Regions from separate parts of the Homo sapiens genome. Here region 1 is linked to region 2. A link is a contact called in ENCODE Hi-C or POLR2A ChIA-PET data. All regions are on one chromosome and are shown on one strand. Each heading gives the region's core, a stretch centred on a gene start or an enhancer-like site at or near the end of the contact. The rest is flanking DNA. Distances are from core to core; before and after follow the strand shown. Region 1 has its middle 100 kb from the start of CDH5. Region 2 overlaps LINC00922 (long intergenic non-protein coding RNA 922).

The links. Hi-C counts contacts between places; a loop is a spot of excess contacts on that map. ChIA-PET counts read pairs that join two places held with the same protein, here RNA polymerase II (POLR2A). Pooled maps may share reads with other maps.
Region 1: a map of chondrocyte shows a loop between it and region 2 (2.2-fold over the local background). The contact joins two enhancer-like sites. A Hi-C loop is called at or near these places in 2 of 168 maps with a recorded cell type or tissue (chondrocyte and heart left ventricle) and 2 of 50 pooled maps. POLR2A ChIA-PET finds 5 or more read pairs at or near these places in 1 of 52 experiments (MCF 10A).

Annotation. Positions count from the first base shown.
Region 1 is chr16:66,265,395-66,268,315 of GRCh38, forward strand. No RefSeq gene overlaps it. Among named protein-coding and RNA genes, the nearest start is that of CDH5, 100 kb to the right of the region's middle. Within about 2 kb of position 1,362, at least 13 of the 41 ENCODE cell types and tissues checked have a DNase peak (open chromatin) inside an H3K27ac peak, as active enhancers do.
Region 2 is chr16:65,313,744-65,316,962 of GRCh38, forward strand. All of the region lies in intron 8 of LINC00922 (long intergenic non-protein coding RNA 922), which reads right to left. The region is part of intron 2 of LOC124903780 (a long non-coding RNA gene); the gene reads left to right. Among named protein-coding and RNA genes, the nearest start is that of LINC02126, 140 kb to the left of the region's middle. Within about 2 kb of position 1,493, at least 4 of the 41 ENCODE cell types and tissues checked have a DNase peak (open chromatin) inside an H3K27ac peak, as active enhancers do.

The DNA.
Region 1 (2,921 bases), core at 112-2,611, 950 kb after region 2:
CACTTAAACTGCCTGAGCCTCAGTTGCTTCGTCTGCAGAGTCAAGCTAATATAGCTGTACCCACCTGAAAGGGTTGTGAGGTCAGCTGGGATGAAATGGGAGAAGTGCACATAGTAAGTGCTCATTCAATGACAAATGTTAATATCATTACTACTATTATTACTTCCAAATGGGGAGCTGAGGGGCCAGGTGAGTTATCCCCAACAACACATAGCAGGAAAGGAAGTTGCGAGGCCCTGTCCTGGAGTGCTGAGCCAGGCCTGCTCTCTGCCAGCCGCACAGGGTACGTCCCACTGTAATGCCTCCGAGTTCCTCCATCACAAATCAGACATGTTTCTGATGTGGAAGTAAGTTGTAGAGGTTGTAACACAAACTACTGGACACAGCTGAGCCCAGAGCCCACTGCACTGGGTCACTTCGGGGTGAATCTTGGCTGAGTATCTTGAGGCAGGTCACCAGTCCTATCTGGGCTAATTTTCTCCAGCTATAAGATGAGGTGGGGCCGGGTGCAGTGTCTCACACCTATAATCCCAGCACTTAGGGCGGCCGAGGCCGGTGGATCACTTGAGGTCACAATTTGAGACTAGCCTGGACAACATGGTCAAACCCCGTCTCTACTAAAAATACAAAAAATAGCCGGGTGTGGTTGCAGGTGTCTGTAATCCCAGCTACTCGGGAGGCTAGGCAGGAAAATCACTTGAACCCAGGAGGCGGAGTTTGCAGTGAGCCAAGATCCCACCACTGCACGCCAGCCTGAATGACAGAGGGAGACACCATCTCAAAAAAAAAAAAAAAAAAAAAGAAGGGGTGGAATTGGATGGTTCTGCCATCCTCTGTGACCAGAGAACAATCCATTTCACCCCACAGACCCCCTGTCCTCTCCCCTGCTGGACCCCCCACCAGCCTTCAATGAATTTGAACACTGACACTATCAGATAAAGCCTGTTGCTGCTTGAGGTCAGAGCAAGGGATGTCAAAAATTGCCGGAAATTTTTCAGTCGTGAAAAAAAAAAAAAGCACAGGAGAGGCTGGAATACGAGCAGTTTTCAGTATGTATTTTTAGGACCCTGTACAGGCCTGAAGTTCCTTTGATGAGTTTAGAAACAAAAACATGTGTGTGTGGTATGTTTGCTTGATTTAGACATGGGTGTGACTGGAGTTAAAACAGCTTCCCCGTTTGGATTTTGTGATTTGTTGGGAAAAGCCAGAATGTTCTTCAGAACAAAAAGACATTCCTGGCCCCCATCACCACCGCCCCATCCATCTTCCTTTCTTTTGTTTCTCCTTGGTCTTCCTTCCCTGTTCTGAGTAGGCGGCTCAGTCTCTGAGCAATCAGACCCCACCCCCACCCCGTGAGGTCCCTCCAAGTGTAGCATCCAGCCCCGACCGCAGCCTACGCCTCGCCCCAGCAGCTGCAGACAATTGCATCCAGATGTGCATGCAGTGGGCCGGCCAGGAACTGCCCTGGCGGCCACCACTGGAGAGCCCAGCAGTGACAGCTCAGCCTCGGGGCCAGCAGGCTCCCAGGACCCCCACTCACCTCCCAGCAGACGTTCCTCGCAAACCCCATCAGGAAACGCTCCAGAAAGATCGGGCTATTCGTTCGGGGCTCTGCGGGGCTGACCCTGAGCACTCACACCCCATCCCACATGCTGTCCAGGCATGCTCACTGGCTCTGATCCCCACAGGAAGAACTCGCCCAGCTTAGGGACCGGGTTTTCCTGGACTGTGGGGGAGCGTATGTGTCCACGTTGCAGCCAGGCATGGACCGTGGGTCTGAACAGGCAGAGACCTCTGAGACCACAGGGCTGTGGTTTCTTCCCTGCATCTGGATCCTCGTAAGGTGGCCAGGCAGAAACCACAAGCCACATACCTTCCTACACACCTTCTCTCCTAGGACCCCTGCAAGGGTCCTGTTGAGCAGATGTTACCAGCCCACTTCTGGATAAGCCCAACGAGCTCAGAAATCTTCAAGAAGCAACTGGACCAGTGGGAAATGCAGGTCTGGGTGATTCCAGCCTGAGGCCTGAGACTGAGCCCAGTTTCCTCAGGCTCCAGACAACTGGGTGGCCAGGACCCGGCCGGTCAGCCCCATCTGGGGTGGTCAGGGTGGGGCACAGATGCTGAAAGTCGCTCCCACTGTGCACAGGTGGGGCCCTGGCTGAGGCAGGTCAGGACCTCGTGACCTGTTACCCCCCCCCCACACACACACAACCACACACACAACCATTCATACCCATGGAGAAACTGGGCACAATCGTAGACACACAAGTCTCACACAAGCTGACATATATGCGGGTTGACCCACAAACACACACACACACACACACACTGCCTGCTGGGCTGGTCTGGCAGGGCCTGGGGTAGGTCAGTCCTTTGAGGGGAAGGGCAGCTGCTCTTGTATTTCTGCCTGGGTCCCCCCGAAGGCAACAAGATATCAGCCCTTGAGTCTGGACTCTGGCCAAGGGGAGAGGGGACAGAAGGAATGAGAGTTAGAAGAGAGCAACGCAGCAGAAGAGGAGAGGGAGAAGAGAACAAAAGGAAAAGGAGGGAAGGAGGAGGGGGAAGAGATGAGGAAGAGCAGAGAAGGAAGGGTGCATGAGGAAGAGGGAAGCGGGGAAAGGAGGACAGGGAATGGGACAGGGGAAGGAGAGAGTGCAGGAGTAGGCCCTCTCGTAAGCCCCAGCGAGGGCAAAAAACATAATCTCCAGGTCTGGAATCAGACACATAATACATTGGACTTCTATGAGCACGTGTGACCTTATGCAAGTTACTCAACATCTCTCAGCCTCAGTTTCTTTTTCTCTAAAATGGAGATAATACAGTAGCCCCTTTCATAGAGAGGCATAGAACATATTGAACAGTCCCAGGTACATGGGAGAGCTTGATAAGGTTGCAAGAAAGATGGAACAGGTACTGGA
Region 2 (3,219 bases), core at 243-2,742:
TCGCTAGTTTTCTCCTTGACATAGACAGGATACTTTTCTTCTTTTCACCTCCTTTTTTCCTCTGAAAACAATAGGTATGTGATTAAAGGAGGTCTTTGAAACATGCAGATTTCTAGGACATTGTTTTATATCTCTAAAATAAAATCTACTATGCTCACTACCAGGGTGATGGGATCCATACTCCAAACCTCAGCATCAAGCAATATTCCAATGCAACACATCCGCACCTGTACCCCCTATATCTAAAATAAATGTTGACATTTTCATAAAATAATAATAAAAATATTTATTTCCCCAACACAACTTTTAAATATGAAATCAGTTTTAAAATGGTGTGTATGTGCATGTCCATGTGTGGAGTTAAATTGAGTACACGGCAAGGAATGTTGGCGAGTTCTCAAGTTGGAATATTTAACATTGAAATATTTGCAATAGTGGTGTACTGAGGGCTTATTATGTGTGTTAAACATTTTGTGTACATTACTTCTAATAAATATATGTGATAGAATAATATCTCTACTTTACAGATGAGCAAACTGAGGTTTAGTGAGGCTGAATAGCTTGCTCAAGGACAACCTTTTCAAAAGCCCGTATGTATCTGATGCCAAACTATTCCCTTTTTAACTGACCAGACTGCCTCTCCAGCCCACGCTGAAGAACACATATCTATCTAGTGCTAGCCCACATGAAAGGAAGGTCACCATCCTGAGGCAATGTGATCCAATATCAGTCATATGTTCAGTCAGACACAACCTTAGAGTGAAACCAAGTTGCAGCACATACAAAACCAAGAGACTTGGTTGAATGAAGGTGTTTTCTTCAGTGAGTCTCTATAGACAGTGAGGTCCTAGAGAACCTGAAACCATTTTAGAAGATAGGTCAATAAGACAAAGACCAAAGCTCTGATTCTTTGTGTCACCCAAGTGACCCACATGATGATCTTATGATTCTGATTAAATAGTACGATGTCATTTTATCCCCAAGTATGTTCCAGCACCAGGCAGCCTCTAGGTCCCTCTGAGTAGGCAGACTTTGCATTCCAGTGACAGACATCATTAAGAAAATATTTCTACTCTCCAAACCAGAGGGAGGAGAATGCTGGAATTTATTATCTCCTTATGCTTAAACACATCCCAGAACAACTTAATAAGGCAAAAATTCTCCCCATTTTACAGACGAGCAAATTGAGGATTAAAGAAGATTATGCTTTCCCCATGGTTCAAAGCTAAATCTGAAATTATAAACCTGCCTCTCTGGACTCCAAAGCCAGTCTTATTCTAACACTGTTCCTTCCTGACTGGTTCCTTTTAGCATTCAGATCTCCTTGGTGTTAAGCCAGCGAAGAATGGCTCTCCCCCCACAAGTTGAGCATAAACTCTGAAGAGCTTAGTTTAGCCCTCTGGGAGGTATTCTCTCTTGGATCTCTGATGCAGAGTTTGGTTGCAAAGTTGGATCCATGTATGAGGGAATGACGCTGCTGGGGATTGGTGGAGAGTCCACTGGTCTGACGCCAGCTGGCTCAGGGGACCATCTCTCCTCCCTTTCCTGGAGCAAGCAGTGTTATGTCTGGCCATGCTTCTCTGCTTTGATGCCCATTTCCACAGTCATTTCAAGTCTTCCCACTCCTCAAACTGAGCATTTAGACTCTCATGGATCACCCCTTTGATATTTCTAGCCACGTAGCTTCAGCTTCAAAAACAAATCAGGAATGACATTCTGTGACTATATTTTCAGCTATAGCTCATAATTTGGTTTAAAACTTGTCATTGTCTAAGAAACATATCCCTGTGCAGAGAACCCGTTGGACACCCGGATGAAATTGACTAAATAAAAGCAGTTTCACTGAACAATTTGCAAATATCACTGCTTCTTGCCAATCCTTTTTGGCAAAACTGTCTTCAGTGACTCGAGAGTTTTTCCAGCCTGAAAGAAATTTGAGTTACCTTATGCTTTCCTCTCTACATTTTTCTGATATAATACTTCCATTAAAGCCACATGTCTCAGACAATGGAAATATCATTTAGCAAAACACTAACATTAATTTTGCAGGAGATATTATTCAGTATTTTGTTGTTGTTGTTTGTTTTGTTTTGGGACACAGTCTCACTCTGTCGCCCAGGCTAGAGTTCAGTGGCGTGATCTTGGCTCACTGCAACCTCCACCTCCCAGTTCAAGCGATTCTCCTGCCTCAGCCTCCCAAGTAGCTGGGATTACAGGTGACCACAGCCACACCTGGCTAATTTTTGTATTTTTAGTAGAGACAGAGTTTCACCACGTTGGCCAGGCTGGTCTCAAACTCCTGATCTCAGATGATCTGCCCACCTTGACTTCCTAAAGTGCTGGGATTACAGGCACGAGCCACTGCTCCAGCCTCAGTTCTCCACCCCGCCCCCGCCACAGGAAGATGGACCTAATTTTAGAGCCAAAAGCAATATTCATTAAAGATAGTTTGCACAGCACAGTCAAGGTATGCTTGCACTCGTGTGGTGATAGGCAAGAAGGAGTTACTTGAGCCATATTTCCTGAGGAAAAATGATGAGGTATTTTCTGTCCCATCAAGGTTGAAAGTGCAGGAAGGGTCTTTGGGATAGGAAAGAAATAGGGCAGGAAGTGTAATTGTGAAACTCCTGGCATGGACATCAACAGCCAAGGTTTCTAGTTTAAATCTAACTAACAATGGGTAGTGTTTTGTTATAAATTAAATATGAAGATATGCTCACAACATTAAGCAAAATTAAGTTAAAATTTAAGAAGGGAATTTACAGAAAAGAAAAGAAAAGAAGAACTAGACAAAAATCACAGCCCTTGTGGAGCTTACATTATTTCTTAGATGAGTCACTTGGCTAGTTTAAGACTTGGAATTTTTATCTATAAGATTGGGTGAAGAGGAAGAAGCACAACCTAAATTAGTACTTCCGTGACTGTGTGCCAGACCCCACACGAAACTCAAGACAATATGTCATTAGCCCAATTTTCCACTTGACAAACACCATAGCTCCTTCATTTACTCATTATTTTGAGACATATTTTAGTGGCACTTATTCAGGGAAGCCGCCATTAAGGAATAAAACAATCCCTTTCCTTCCTTTACAAAGCTGCTAGTCTACTGGCTGAGATCACATGTGAACAGCTGGACCAGGAAGTCTGGACTCCTCCCAGTGCCCTGTTGTAGTGAGGACAGTCTCCGTTGAGGCCTGATCTTCAAGCATAATTACTACT